Regions from separate parts of the Homo sapiens genome. Here region 2 is linked to region 1. Evidence: chromatin loops called from intact Hi-C (ENCODE). Cell type or tissue: PC-3. All regions are shown on one strand.

Evidence for each region. Hi-C counts contacts between places; a loop is a spot of excess contacts. Peaks named below come from ENCODE experiments on the same cell type or tissue, not always from the same donor. Only the 100,000 strongest peaks of a DNase experiment are listed, where the experiment ranks them.
Region 2: it touches region 1 in a loop (11-fold over the local background); 3 of 110 quality-filtered maps call a loop at or near these places.

The regions. Positions count from the first base shown.
Region 1 is chr3:35,942,105-35,950,104 of GRCh38, forward strand. No RefSeq gene overlaps it. Among named protein-coding and RNA genes, the nearest start is that of MIR128-2, 200 kb to the left of the region's middle. In PC-3, a CTCF peak has its summit at 4,627; DNase peaks (open chromatin) are centred at 3,087, 3,427 and 4,567; H3K4me3 peaks cover 650 bases; H3K27ac peaks cover 2,931 bases.
Region 2 is chr3:35,661,614-35,669,613 of GRCh38, forward strand. All of the region lies in intron 1 of ARPP21 (cAMP regulated phosphoprotein 21), which reads left to right. Among named protein-coding and RNA genes, the nearest start is that of ARPP21-AS1, 14 kb to the left of the region's middle. In PC-3, no CTCF peak of the experiment used is centred here; no DNase peak of the experiment used is centred here; H3K27ac peaks cover 762 bases.

The DNA.
Region 1 (8,000 bases):
CCAAGATTCTTAAAGATTGGCAAAAGATACCATAAAAAGACCTATAAAACTAAAATTAATATTCAAAGAGTGCTATAAAATTGATGATAAAATGACCTCAATATAAATTTGGATAATGAGCACAGGCAGATATAGAATTCTTTTAATAGTTCTTTTTATTCATCCCACTTAGTGAATTGTTCTTTAAATTTTTGATCATTGTTACCTTGGTTCTCTTGGATTTTTCACATGGAGGATCTGTGGGTAATTATAACAAATTCCACTGCAACTTTCAAATACCTAAATATCTTTTTAAAAATTTTATTGCATTGACAGGAATTTCTAAAACAATATAAATAATGCTTGAGAGAGTGTACATTCTTTTCTGTTCTGACCTTTAATGAAAATTCCTTTAATATTAGGATTATTTTTAAATCAGAATAAAAGTTAAATTATATAAATAACTTTTTCTGGCCGGGCGCGGTGGCTCACGCCTGTAATCCCAGCACTTTGGGAGGCCGAGGCGGGGGGATCACGAGGTCAACAGATAGAGACCATCCTGGCTAACACGGTGAAACCCCGTCTCTACTAAAAATACAAAGAAATAAAATAAATTAGCCAGGCGTGGTGGCAGGCGCCTGTAGTCCCAGCTACTCCGGAGGCTGAGGCAGGAGAATGGCGTGAACCCGGGAGGTGGAGCTTGCAGTGAGCCGAGATCGCGCCACTGCACTCCAGCCTGGGTGAGGGAGCGAGACTCCCTCTCAAAAAGAAAAAAATAAATAAAATAAAATAAATAACTTTTTCTGACACTGATTAGTAGAATTTATATATATTTTTTCTCCTTTTACTTATTAAGGTAATATATATCCTGCTATTGATAACATAAACATACTGGTCATGGCATATTTTTCATGCTGCTATAATTGATATACTAATATTTTATTTAAGACATTTGTTGTTTCAACATTTAAAAATGAGAATGGTCTAAATATTTTTTCTTTAGGGATGCATATTGGTAAAGTACTATTGCATCAATACTTCACTTATTTTAAAAAATTTTGTACTCTGTTACAATTTGAGTTCAGGAAGTAACTTAAGGTAATGGTTAAGAATCTAGGCTCTTACATATGACAGATGTGGGTTAGAAATTCAGTTACACTATTTACTGTCTCATCTTGGTTGTGTAACTTAACAAACTTATTTCCCATCTGTAGGAAAAAAAATAACAACAGTACCTCCCTCATAAAATCGTATTAAATATGATAGCACGCACTATCATATTTAATGTGAGCACACACTATCATGTCACTACTTGTGGCAAGTAATAGGCATTCAATAGGTGTGTAAACACACACACACAGACACTCAAAGAAACAAAAAAATTAAGAATGTTTTATATTTTAAAGGCTTAATAAAATTTGCCAGTAAAGCAGTAGAGCCTAATGCCTCTTGAATCCTTAATTCTTTGAAAACTTTTTCCTCTTTCTTCCACGTGTGTTTGCTTTCAAGGCTCTCTATCTCTTTTGACTTTCTTTATATTTAATTTGTATTAGCCCAGATATCAACTATTTCAACAAAACTGTTTAAATGTATCAGTTTACTATACATAGCTTTTAAAGAATAATTAGCTTCTTAATCTCCTCTGAACAAATGTCTCTATCTCATTTCTCTCATAATAATTTGTATTTCTTCAACATTGTCAGAAATTTGTTTATTAGTGTTTCCCAAAAGTAGCTCTTAATCACTTTTTAAAAAATTATTTTTAGTTTTCTAATTTAATGATTTCAATCTGTATTGACTTATTTCCCATCCTTTGGTTTTTATTTTCTGGAACACGTAGTGTCTGCCTGGCTGAGGATGTGTGGTGGCAGGGAGGCACTGGAGAGCGGACCATGGAAACCTCATCTCTAGCAGATGTTTGCAAAAGGCTGGCTTCCACTTCCATCACTAGTACTGACTCTGGGTCTCTGGGTAAGGGATCATCTGGAAGAGCACAGAGCCTCCTCCTGACTCTGACATGTGGTCTCTTGTCAAATATATTCACCTAAAGAGTGTGAGGTTTAAAATCAGACACTTAGATTTGAGTCCAGGTTCTGCCACTTATTATCGTAGTGATAAATCCCTTAACTTTTCCAAATCTCATTTTCTTCATCTTTGAAAAGGCTATTATAATAGAGTCTTTCTCATGGGATTATGGTAAAGATTAAATGAGATAATTCAGGGCCTGTGTTTATCTCATTGTCATATCCCTAGGATATACACTGATGCATGCATGTGTGTGTGTGTGTGTGTGCTTGCATATGTGTATGTATTTACATATAAAATATTTCTTAAATTAATAATTCAAGAATATTTCTTGAATAAGTCTTGGGAATTTCCTCCCAGCCTTAAAACTCTACAAGTTACTGGGACCCAATCTTGTGAAGAGATTGAAGAGCTCACTGAACCTCTGCAGCTATTACGTGATAAAAATGATTGAAGCCACTTGCCAACATAAAAGTGCCTTGTGCATGGTTATTAATAATACTGAGCAGTGCCCATTATAGAAAACCTGCAGCTTTTATGCTTCCATAATTTTAGTCATGCTATCATCCTCTCAAAAAGAAGAATCGCCCCCAACACAAATTCTACCAGCTCTCTATTTTCCAATAAAGAGAACCTTGCAAATGGTGAAAACAATGGCAGGTCCTTTTCACCTAGACCCACTCAGAAGTTAGGAAGGGATGTGGATGAGAAACATTTACCTTGCCCGACACAAATCACCACATGCTTGGCTGTTTCCAAGCTGATGGCAAAATCTTCCATTAACAGAAAGGGGAAGGGATGCTCCTCGTTCAGCAAAGAGCCACTTCTGAAAAGGCACTCTTTTATAAAACAAAATAGCATGAAAAATATTTAGAGAAAATAACCAAAATGGACTTCCAAAAGCAAGCTGAATATTCTTTTACATGACATTTACAACCATCACTTGTTTCAGAGATTACTCACACAAAATCTTTAACATTCCAGAAGCCTATCCTTTCCATTTAGATGAGACTTTTTATAATGACTCTACTTCCTGTTCAAAGGGCAGAAAATTATTGTTTAACATTCTGGATTGCTGTGTGTAAACATTTGAAATTAGAATGTAATTTGTTGGGTTCATAGCAAATATATAACATTTATAGTGTACATAAAGCACAAGTCATCCTCTATAAACTGCCTAAAATGGTGATAGAAAAGTTACTGTAATAAACATTTTAGTGATGTTTAGTGCGCTGAGAGATTGCCTGTGAGAAAATGATATGTAATATTAAGAAAAAACACTTGAATACAATGATCCAGAAAGTAGAAAAAAATGCATGGGGAAAGCCGGGTCAAGAGTTGGTGGTGACAGCTGATTTTTTCCACTGTGGGATTCATAGGTCAGAGAACCCAAACCTGAGGGAATGAAGTCACTCCAAAGAGAAGACTTTGACTCATCACTTCATCACTCATCCCAGGAGGTGAATGTTCAGACTGCTTTGCTCACCTACCTAGGTGTGCCAGAAAGCAGTGTGGCCTTGTCATTCCACCTCTGAGGTCTCTGTCCTGCCAGATAAAAACTACAGGAAAAAATAATTGGAGTTTGATTTTGAAAAGGAGGGTGGGGAGGGAAAAATAACTAACTTTTAAGAAGAACAGCTTCTGTTTTTCCTCGTGGTCACTAAATTGTCTTTGGGCTTAACTGTTTTGGCCAAAGACTTTAATTGAATTTTTTGAAATAGGACTCCAGTAAACTAATGCTTCCTCCTTTGATGGGGCCAGTATTATAGTTTGATTCCACTGTATTAAAGTTTTCATTCTTTAAAGAAGTATCAGCCATTTACATAATAGTGTAAAAATGGGCAGACAGTGAGGTTTTACATGTTATGCATCTTTACCCAAGATTATATTTCAAATAGGCTGCTAACATGTTAAATATGGAACTTTCTTCTAGATGGGCCTCTTATCCCTTCTTGCATGTTTTCTGAGAATTTTCTGAGTTCAATATTCAAGTATCAGTCAAAAGGCTCCAGGACTTAATAGTGAAAGCATGTTCCATTCCACATTTCATATCCAGCAATAACATGCTTCCACTGCCTCGAATTATTTCTCTCTCAGTCAATGTACAAGTAAGATTAATATAATTTAAATATTTGGCGCTATAGATGTTGCATTTGGAAGATGAGAAACAGGAAGCTCCTGCAGGCAAATATCTTTGAGATGAAAAGCCGCAATAGAAAGTTGGGTTGCATCAACTTTCAGATAAAATTCCCTTCTCCCAATGTAATGCAGACTATGAAGGATTTTCTTATTTTCAGAAATAAATAATAAAATTGAGGTGGGAAGAGCATTTCCTTTTCTTGTTATAAGCTTGTTCAGAATTATTATTAAAAGATAAACCGGGATCCTTCATGTGCTTGCTCTTACAGTGTTGAGGAAACTATACTATACATGAAATCTCCTGTGGTTTTGTCAGCCAGATTTGTCTTTATTTACCTTACTCAAGGACAATAAAAGGTATTGGTAACAGCACCCATGTGCAAATTTCACTTGTGGAACTACGTGATGAAGCCAGAAAGGAATCAGGGTTTTAAGAAGCACAATAAATACCACAGACAACATAGAGACCTGACGCCCCCTATTGTTAAAAATGTGTAAATCTAGAAATATATTCAATTAGACGTTGGACATCAAGTACTATCATTTTACTTTTGACTGGTGCCGTTACCTATTCAGAGACCTTCTTGGTCTTATTTTTACTAACATACCAGATGGACTGGTCCATTGCATCCCTTCATTATTATTGTAGCCAAGTGCATATTGTCATGTCAGGCATGAGGAAGGGACTGATGAGGAGGGCTGTGGCATACACAAAGCTACTGTGGAGAGCCCTGCTAATTGCCTTGTGGTCCAATCTCAGCAACAATGTGATTACCTGGCAGCAGTCCAGATGGCATCAGCCTCTACTCTAGGCATGTCAGCCCACAAAGGAGGGCACTGCCACCTGCTCGAGAAAGAGAGGTGAGCCCATTAATTCTGATTTACAAAGATGACACTGATTGAAGAGAGTTGGGCATGTGGTACCCCATAGCCCATTTCTAGAAACAGGCCACTGAGACCTCTTCATTCTTTCCATTCTCTGTCCTCTGGCCTTGCCTGCAATGAAATTACTTGCAGCCTTTAAACTCTGTTTGCTCTCTGGTTTTATTGCTGGCAGAAAGCTGTACAGTTTATCAACATTATCTCATATTGGAAGATTCCAGACAGTGGAATGGTAGTTGTTGGGGCCATTAAGAGATGGCTCCACAGTCTGCCTGATGCAGAATTTATAGAGTCTTACTGTGTAAAGTCCTAGAAAATACAGATTGTCTCATTAGATGAAATGACAGCCTAGCACCTTAGAGATAGAGCAATTCCAAGTACTCGCAGGCCTCAGGTACAACTGGGCTTCCGAGGCTTGTTAAAAATGATGCTGATAAACTTTTAAGATTTTTACAGGATACATCTTTCTGTGCTCATGACTTCAAGGGAAAATAGGCTTTCTTCATTCTAGAAAGCTCCTTCAAATCCTCCTTTGAGGAAATTCATATTCCTGTCTGTCTAGGGAAAGTTGATAACTTTGCTCTTTGTTCTTTCCTGTATTTCCACTGTGTGTGTGTGTGTGTGTGTGTGTGTGTGTGTGTGTGTGTCTTTGGCTGAGTTACTCTGAAGTGAAGGCTGAGACATGGTTTATTGAAGATGGTTCTCCTTGGAGAAGGGCAGCGAGGGAAACAGGAGGGGCTGAGCAAGCCTGTGGTCTCAGGTGGGGTCTAACCTCAGCCAGACACCATGGGGAGCTCTGAAGCATGCATTGCTCCACAGAGTTGATCTCACTCTTAGTAAGGGAATTATCCTTTTGCCCTCTGTCAGTCAGGTATAATCCTCCATGGAGAGGAGGGATGGAAAGGGGTTGCTGTGACCTCTAGGTCAGGAGGATTTAGCTTGGTCTAGGAGAGTGGTTCTCAAGAAGTGACCCATAGACTAGCAGAATCAATAGCACCTAGGAATTTGTTATAAATGCTAGTTCTCAGAAATCTCCCCAGACGTACTGAATGAGAAACTCTGAGAATGGGGTCCAGATCTATGAGGGTTAACAAGCCCCCCAGGTGATTCTGATTCATTATAAAATTTGAGAACCACTAGTTGAGGTCAATTCCTTGGAGAAGGGGGTGTCTCTGAGCATGTAGCAGTCATCACTCACAGCAGCTGCAGGATGGTTGCACAACCCTGATGAAAGGGGTCATTTGTATTTATTTATTTTTTATTCTTTAACTTTTATTTTACATTCAGGGGGTACATGTGCAGGTTTGTCACATGGGTAAATTGCATGTTGCTGGGGTTTGGTGTACAAAAGATTTTGTCAACCAGATTGTGAGCATAATATTTGATAGGTAGTTTTACTATCGTCACCCTCCTCCCACTCTCTGCCCGCAGATAGGCTCCAGTGTCTATTTTTTCCCTTCTTTGAGTACATGTGTATTCAACATTTAGCTCTCACTTATAAATAAGAACATGCAGTGTTGAATAGGGACATCTCTTTGTTGAACAGGGAGTCCTTTCCCCATTGTTAGTTATGGTTGACTTTGTTGAAGATTAGATGGTTGAAGGTGTGTGACTTTATTTTGGGGTTCTCTATTATGCTCCATTGGTCTATGTGTCTGTTTTTGTACCAGTACCATGCTGTTTCGGTTACCTTACAGCATAGTTTGAAGTCAGGTAGTATGATGTCTCCAGATTTGTTCTATTTGCTTAGGATTGCTTGGGCTATTCAGGTTTTTGTTTTTGTTTTTGTTTTTGTTTTTGGTTCCATATGAATTTTAGATTAGTTTTTTTCCTGGTTCTGTGAAGAATGACATTTGTAATTTGATAGGAATAGCATCGAATCTGTAGATTGCTTTGGGCAGTATTGCCATTTTAATTATATTATTTCTTCCCATCTATGAGCTTGGAACTTTTTTTCATTTGTTTGTTTCATCTCTGATTTCTTTAAGTAGTGTTTTGGAATTCTTGTAGCAGTCATTCATATCCCTGGTTAGCTGTATTTCTAGATATTTTATTCTCTTAGTGACTATTGTGAATGGAATTGCATTCTTGATTTGGTTCTCAGGTTGGACATTATTGACATATAGAGATACAATTCATTTTTATACATTGATTTTTGTGTCCTGAAACTTTACTGAAGTTGCTTATCAGTTCAAGGAGCCTTTGGGCAGAGACTATAGGATTTTCTATGTATAGAATCATATAATCTGCAAAGAGAGGTAGTTTGAGTTACTTTCTTCCTATTTAGATGTCTTTTATTTCTTTCTCTTACCTGATTGCTCTGGCTAGGACTTTCAGTACTATGTTAAATAGGAGTGGTGAGAGTGGGCATTCTTACCTTGTTCCAGATTTCAGGAAGAATGCTTCCAGCTTTTGCCCACTCAGTATGTTGCTGGCTGGGGGTGTGCCATAGATGACCCTTATTATTTTAAGGTGTGTTTTTTTGATGGCTAGTTTTTTCAGGGTTTTAACATAAAAGTGATATAGTTTGGATGTTTTTTTCCCCTTCAAATCTCATTTTAAAATGCAATCCCCAATGTTGGAGGGGATTGGATCACGGGGGTGGATTGCTCATGGTTTAGCACCGTCCCCCTTGGTACTGTCCTGGTGATAGTGAGTGAGTTCTTATAAGATATGGTTATTTAAAAGTGTGTAGCACCTCCCCATTTGCTCTATTGCTCCTGCTCTGACCATGTGTTATACCTGCTCCAACTTCGCAGTCTGCCATGATTGTTAAGTTTCCTGAGGCTTCCCCACAGGCCAAGTAGAAGCCAGCATCATGTTTTCTATACAGCATGCAGAACTGTGAGCCAATTAAACCTCCTTTTTTTTTTTACAAGTTACCCAGTCTCAGATATTTGCTATAGCAAAGCAAGAATGAACTAATATAGAAGGGATATTGGATTTTATTAAAAAGCTTTTCTGCATCTATCGAG
Region 2 (8,000 bases), 280 kb before region 1:
CGGCTATAAAATTCAAAAAATCAACAGTATTCAATTCTCATTGACCTTTTTATGTCCTGCCTCATCTCTCAAAAGAGTACTTTTGTAGGCAACAATAATACATATTTCCTGGAGAGAGAATGAGGCACAGTGGATGCCTTTGTATTTATTGTGTTACCTTGGGCAAGTTCCTTGACCTTACTGAATTTTAGTTGTTCCATGTGTATAAAGGAGACAGTGACATACCTGTTTCTGGTTGTGAGGTAATAAATGAGATACTTTGTAAAAGTTTTGAAACACTTCATGGGCACTAACTAATTTGTAATCATAGTATCTTGAATGCCTATTATGTGTCAGGCCTGGTGTTAGCTATTGGTGATTTTAAAATTAAGTTTGAGGATATAATTTTCGGAGGTGTTCACAAGTAGACATACTTTGGATTTGAGATTAGAGAATTATGTAGCATTATAGTGGCCTCTGAGAGTTAAAGGTCAAAATAGGATGAGATTTCAGGTGTAGAAGATAATTCACACCATTGGAAAGAATCATAGTGTGTGTGGTTTATTTTTAAGCATTAAATATGTGGTCCCATATAAACCAACTTAGCAGTACCAATTGGCATACATGTGCGTACTGTATGTAGTTTTAATACTTTTATAAATATTGCAAGATTTGGAGCAGTGATGAGGTGCCAGGTATTAGAGAGGTGATTAAGAGGAGCTAACAATGGCTTAAAGCAAAATGGTGATTGTTAACCTGGGTTTTATCACTACTGCAAAGCATTTTCAACCCTTCTGAAAGGATGTCCTGTGATGTTGCAGGTAGGTTTCTGGAAAGCATACTCTGAGATAGAGTTAAGTGTGCAGGATGTTTACTAAGGAGAGTTCTTGGGACCAACCCCACAGAGGGACAGGGAGGGGAGCAGGACTGGGCAGAGAGAGAAGGTGAGCTGCAGTTCAGGCCAGAGGATGAGGACAGCCTCTGCTGATCCTGCAGAAAGCTCTGCCACTGGAATGACCTTCAGAGAGTCCCACAAAGGGTTGAGATCTCAGGGCTTCTAGTACCCTCTTGATCATTTATTGAATTATTGGATATGGATTATTCTAGGAAAGAGTGTGCTTGAGGTAGTGCAGCTCTCTGCAGCAGAGACAGTTCAACAAGAGGCAACAAGACCTTGAAGGGAGAATTGTGCCCACCAAGTGAAATCTACCAGAAGGGTAAAAAAAATTAACAAAGATTGCATATTCTCACTTGTATCTGGGAGCTAAAAATTTTGATCACATGGAGACAGAGAGTAAAAAGATAGATAACAGAGGCTGGGAAGGGTGAGTGGCATAGGGAAGAAAGGATGAAGAGAAGTTGATTAAAGGGTACAAACATACAGCAAGATAGAAGGAATAGATTCAATGTTTGATAACAGAGTAGGGTGACTATATTTAACAAAAAGATACTGTACTCAGGCGATGGACACCCTAAATACTCTGACTTTATCACTATGTATTGTATGCATGTTGTAGCATTTCTCATGTACCCTATAAATTTGTACAAATTAAAAAAAAATAACAACAGAAACTTCATGATGCCTAGAGCAGACGTATCTAAATGCTTACCCCAGAATTGAATAAAAATTGTGTATTGCTGCTAGGGAGAAAAGGCTTCACTGGATTTGGGTCAGTTTTTTCAAAAAAGCTGTGATCTATACGGTTTTTAAACCCCTAACATTCTCCTTGGAAATAACAATCAATCACCTACAAATCAGAGTCTCTCCCACCTGGACTGAAGCCCAGTCTGGGCGCATAGTTCTTGCATCTGACAATGATTTAATCCCCAGACAAATTTTTATACTTTGAACTTTTTATTATGGAAATTTTTTAAATGTGCACAAAATGGAGATAATTGTGTAACAAACCCCCATGTATGCATCATGAAGCATCAGCATTTTGCCCTTCTTGTTCCAGAGAAATTTTTAATAGCACAAAGCACAGCCTCCCGTGTTGATCGGAGACAGATCTGGAGGGATGTGTCCTCGGAGCGGGGTGAGATTTCACAATGTTTGAAGGTAGGAACATCTCTTAATAGCACTGACGTGAGTGCAGTTGAAGCTGTCAGAGCCACGGTTCTGGGAAGTGGCACGCTCACCCCCACAGTCCTCCGGAGTAATGCTGGGCCATATACTCGCATTTCCACTGTCCCAGCTTGCCTGCTGGGCCGTGGGAATTGGATTTGGACCTGGAATGTGTGCTGATGCCTGAGGCTATCTTAATGCTTCATGGCACCCAAGAAGGCCATACTTGGCATCTCAAAAAAGGTGCAGGGCATTTAACATGTTTGCTTTAGTTTTGTAATTATGCTGTGTAACCGAGGGTCCTCTTGGAAATTGTTGCAAATGAAAGTGAACTGTCCAGTCGTCCGTGTTCTTGGCAAATTTTCAGCCCACTATAAAGCGAAAATCAAAATTTCTGTTTAAGAAAGGAGTATCTTCAAAAAAGCTTGCAGACAATATCTAAAGCAATGTTTGAAATCTTAATAGAACCCTGTGACTTGAACACCTAAACTATTTTTTAAAGTTTGATTTTGTTTTTAATTGACACGTACATATTTATGGGGTATAATGTGGTATTTCAACACATGTATTCATTGTGTAATGATCGAATCAGAGTAATTAGCATATCCATCACCTCAAATATTTGTCATTTCTTTGTGGTGAGAACATTAAAAATCCTCTCTTCTCGCTATTTGGAAATATGCAATACAATATTGTTAACTGTAGTTACCCTATAGAGCAATTTCTAGAACAGAACTTTTTCCTCCTGAGTGTAACTTTGTACCTGTTGACCAGACTCTCTCCATCATCCCTCCCACGATCCCTAGACTCTGGTAACTGCTATTCTATCATTTCTGATACCCTGCAACTTCAAGTCCCCAGGTGGCTCTGCCAGAGCGTTCACGATGACGTCCCATTCCTGTTAAGCTATGCCTCTATCCTCAGTGGAAACAGCCCGGGCGTTCCTAGGAGTGAATCAGCAGTCCGCTTTATCCCTTCGAATTGAGCAGGAATTTGTTGGTTGTTTGGCTCCGGAGCAGGTGGCGGCGGGGGCTGTGGCGGTTGCGTTTCCTCTTTGAGGTGGGGGCTCAGCTGTTTCCTTGGTCATGCGCCCCTGGTAAGTGCCTGGAGGAGGCAGAAGGCCAAGAATACAGCTGAGACTTGGTCTGCTGCCAACTCCCAGCAGCTGCTGCTCTGTTCTCTGAGCTGGAACCGACTCCAGGCTGCTATGTGGCCTGATCTGGCATTCAGGGAGGGGCTTCAGAGGAGTGTCACTTGCATACTCTGAGTGACTTAGCCCACCTGCTATTTTGTGTGTGTGTAACCTAATTCAAGTGAGACTTCTCCAACATTCGAATTACATGAAAAATGTTAGGTCACTGAAAGAAACAAACTTTTCGCTCCTTTGGAGGCCAATGAATTTGCAGATCTTAAAGGAATGATTTTAAAAGTTAAAAGCTGAGTGGACCACCCTAACTCAGAATACATGAGTTTAATATAAGTGTGTCTTGGTTTATATTTATGTCTGTCTACATATGCACAAAAGCAACTTGGAAAGAATACAGGACTAGAAGAAGAACAGAGTCTTAGGCTTTATGTGGCCTTTATGTAGATAAATATAAAGGACAACAGCATTGCCCTTGGCCTAAGCTTTTTTTTTTAATATGATAACAAGATCATAAGCGGCCTAAGCTTTTTTTAATATGATAACAAGATCATAAAACTCTCATGAAATTATGAGAGCTTGTTTTTGAAGTAAAAATTTAAAGTAAGTGGAAAGTTCTGAGCAAAGTGCTATACATGGACACTCTAAAAATATCTGCAGAATCAAAATGTGTACTTAGATACCACACACATACATCCATGTATCTAGTTCTACATTGAAGTAGTTAATAGGTCTTTTCAAATGACTTTAACACTGAGTTGTTTTGTATAGTGAAAACATTCATTTGGAGGTAAGAGGTTATATCAAACATTCAGGATTTAGTCATTTCCTATATTTGAGAAACAAGAAAAGAATCCTCTGGGTAAATATTGCATTTGTTCATGAAACCATCCTCATTTTCAAAAGCACAGCTGCAGATGAAGAGCTACTTAATGAACCCTATTCCATTTTGTAAAAAGTTAATACAACTTCCCCCTGGAGTCTCCTAGAGGGCAGGGCTGTACTCCAGTCATCGTTGTAATGCTTGTTCTCATCAAGGTATTTAGTTAGTGTATGCACAATATGTGGAAGGCAGTAAAATGTATCCTGCTCATTAATGGTTTTTTAAAGGAAACGTGATAGAATGTGTGCATTGTTGTGGTTTCTAAAACACCCAGATCATTGCTCACTGTATGATGGCTCAACTGGGCTGTGCCCATATCCTCAGAACCTCAACTCCAACCTTACGGTTCAAAGAATAGTGGTTGGAAGTAGGAGCTGATTAAAAGTGGCAAACCTACTTGGGGGATACTCAGTCAAGGAGATTAATAAATAGTATATACTGAGAATGATACAAATGAATACCGATGTTGTCACTTATACACCCTTCCCTGAATCTAAACCTACCAAGCAGAAGGGAATTTAATTTCTTTAAATGGAGTTATAGGGTATTCCCACAAACTGCTATTTTTTTCTGAAAATTTTTTACTGGTTTCTTGTAGAGGGAAGCAAGCTTAGAACAAAATATTCCAATCAGTGGCTCCACACAAAAATATCCCTGAATTCTTAAGAAATTTTAGCCCAAGTCATATTGCAAAATTATTCTTGACTTTGTTTTCAGTGATTTTGAGTTGTTTTGATTTTGACATTTATTCCAAGCACAAAACATATTTTATGATAATTTAAATGTCTATTTAATTAATCTTGACATTCTTTTGGCATTATTCAACTAGTTTTAAAATTTTTGTTAAATTATTTGGTTGTGTGTAGGTGTAGGGTTTTTATTTTAGTTTGTCTTTGACATTAATTTCAAACATACATTTTTATAGACTAAATTCCTTTTATTGCACATTTTATTAAATGTACTTCTTCTTAATTTTAGCTTTATTAACAATTTTTCCATTATCTTTACTTTTCTATTTTTTGATTAAATGGGTAATTATATTTCAACCACAAACATGCTTTACAGTGTGATTAACACTGCAAACAGGCATCCAAATTAATTCATTATTTTCTATCTCTTCTCAGTCTTTATGTTTACTTTTTCCAAATATAAAATTAAACAGGTTTTTTTGAGATTTGGAAAGGTTAGAATAAACATGCAACCTCAACTATCCCCTGTGGTTCTACCCACCTGAATTGCCACTGGCATCACTATGGCATGCCTTCAGTATTTATTGCCAGTCATGTAGTAACTATTATCCTCACTCATTTCAAAAGCGTATGGATAAAATTGAAGTCCCAGAACCAATCTGTCAGAATTTAGGCTCTGCCTCACCCCTAGAGTGAAATATTTGATATGCTTAATGTATCTATGACTCAGCTTCCTCCACTCTAAAATGTGACTCTTTAAGGGCTAGTCCTATTATCCTACATTCTTTAATCAAAATACTGTCAGGCACAGAGTGAGTCTCCAATAAGTATATTTAAATTGTTTTAAATTGATACTATTTATATTAACATTTAACTTAAGTTTTATTCAAAATCTCAAACTGTATCATAGCAAAACTAGTTTTATTTAGCAATCTGATTTGTGGTAGTGATAATGATAATGGTAAACTAATTTAAGAATGAAACCACAGTCATTTTGCATTGTGATTACGTGTCATAATCTCATGACTAGTTAAATTTATGTATTAATTCATTAAATAACTAATTCATCAAGTTATTATTGAATTCCAAGCATTCTACTAGATGTTTTAGTACAATATTCCTCATTTTAAAATAACTTATGTGAGAGAGGGTTAAGTCACTTTCAGATTCTTCTCAAAGAAGCAGTAATCTTTTTGCATTGACTCTTGGAAGTTGGACTCTATTTGTAGCTTCAATCACTTCTTAATATATTTGAAAGAGGTGCTAGATTAAAAGAAGAGAAAAAGATATGTAAGAGTCCTTCTAGTTAATTAAAAGGAAATGTAATCTAGTCTTAAATTGGATCATAATGCATGACAAGTTAATTTATAATGAAATTTTGCAATGGTATTGATGCAGTATCACTCCAAAATACTGCACTTTGGAAGTCAGTAAGTCTTGAAGATCACCTGCAGTACTTTTATTCTCAAAGAAGAAGAAGAAGAAGAAGAAGAAGAAGAAGAAGAAGAAGAAGAAGAGGAAGAGGAAGAGGAAGAGGAAGGAGGAGGAGGAGGAGGAGGAGAAGGAGAAGAAGAAAAGAAGAAGAAGAAGAAGAAGAAGAAGAAGAAGAAGAAGAAGAAGAAGAAGAAGAAGAAGAAGAAGAAGAAGAAGAAGAAGAAGGAGAAGAAGAAGAAAGAAGAAAGTCATAAAGTAAGTGAGAACACAAATTTCCCTCTCAGGAAATTCACAATGTCCCTCCCTCAGAAATTTCTTGCTACTATTCATGGTAAAGTATCATCTCTGACTTTGTTCTTATCCATTTTGGGGGAAGAGTATTCCTAAATATAGAAGTGTAAATTTTTGGAAGTGTATATTTTTTAATAAATTAAAATAAAATGGAAACCTAAAAAACAGAGCATTTTTAGTATTTGGATGGGCAGCATTTCTTTTCAGTTTTGCAGCATCACCTTAAGTGTGGCATCTTGGTGAGCCTAGTGGATTGCCAGTAGAGCAAATAGCCAATGTAGTCCACTGGCTGGCATGCTATCTTCTCCTTGCTCCTGCTGGAGTCTCTGAAGTGTAGAGCAATCATGGCCTAATCTGGAATTGGCATCTGGGAGTATGCCCAAGCCCCATATGAGTGGTCAGGCCACAGAGTTGCCAGCAGAGAGCTAGTGCTCCCAAAACTGAAAACGAAGTCTACCAGGATATGAGGATAGTTTTGAACCACACAGGATTTTAGATACCTGGGATCTGCCGTTTTTACATTTGCAAATTGCCAAGATTCAAATTACACAAATTATCTATGCACACACATAAATATTTAAAATTATGATACTAATAATGCCTTGTGAGACTGACTAAAAGTAGTCATTTATGTAAATATGCTTAGACTTCTTTGGTACTTGGAGATTCAAGTTACTTCTCTCGTCATCATGCATGTTTTGAGATGCAACAGGATCTCATTTTGTTCTTTACTTTCTTTATATCTTATTTCCACTGAAAATATGTAATCTTTGAGGCATAGAACACATTTTTCTATTTAGCAGACTTTATCAAATACGGGGAAATGCTATTCTTAATATAATACTTAACTATAATTATGAACAGTCCTCTCTGCTAGGTGCTAGCAATAAAGAATAAATGACCCCTTTTGTTTTCACAGTTTTACATTTATTTTTGCTGCAGCCTTCATCATATTAATACATTCCTCCAAATATTTCATATTCTACTTTCATATATTTGCAGGAGAGTTTTTGACAGTTGGGTCTTCCTTCTTTCCTTCTTTCCTTCCTTCCCTCCTTCTTTCCTTCCTAATTATAATTATGAGCAAAGAAAGGTAATAATTTCTCCCACTACATAAGATTTTTCCCAAATATTAGGCCTTAGACTTTATTAAGGAGACTACTCAACAAAAAGATTCCACTTCTGAAAGTACCTTGCTATATGTTACAAATGCAACTACTGGCTTCTCCTTTCTTATCTACTTTAAAATCTTGAAGGTTTCACAAATAAGCCCACAGCTCAGAAGCTGAGTATTTTATATTACATAAGATTGACAGATAGTTCATTTCTGTGATATATCAAATTGTAAATTTGATTCTTTTTTGGATAATTTTATCCTAGCAATTTCCACATCCATAGTTTGGATGTACACTCTTTTAAACGTTCAAAACCACACTTTCTTATGTTTCCGTTCTTTTGTGTAATGCCAGATTTTCAGCCTCCATTTCAGGGATCAGATTGTTCCATTTGTCATAG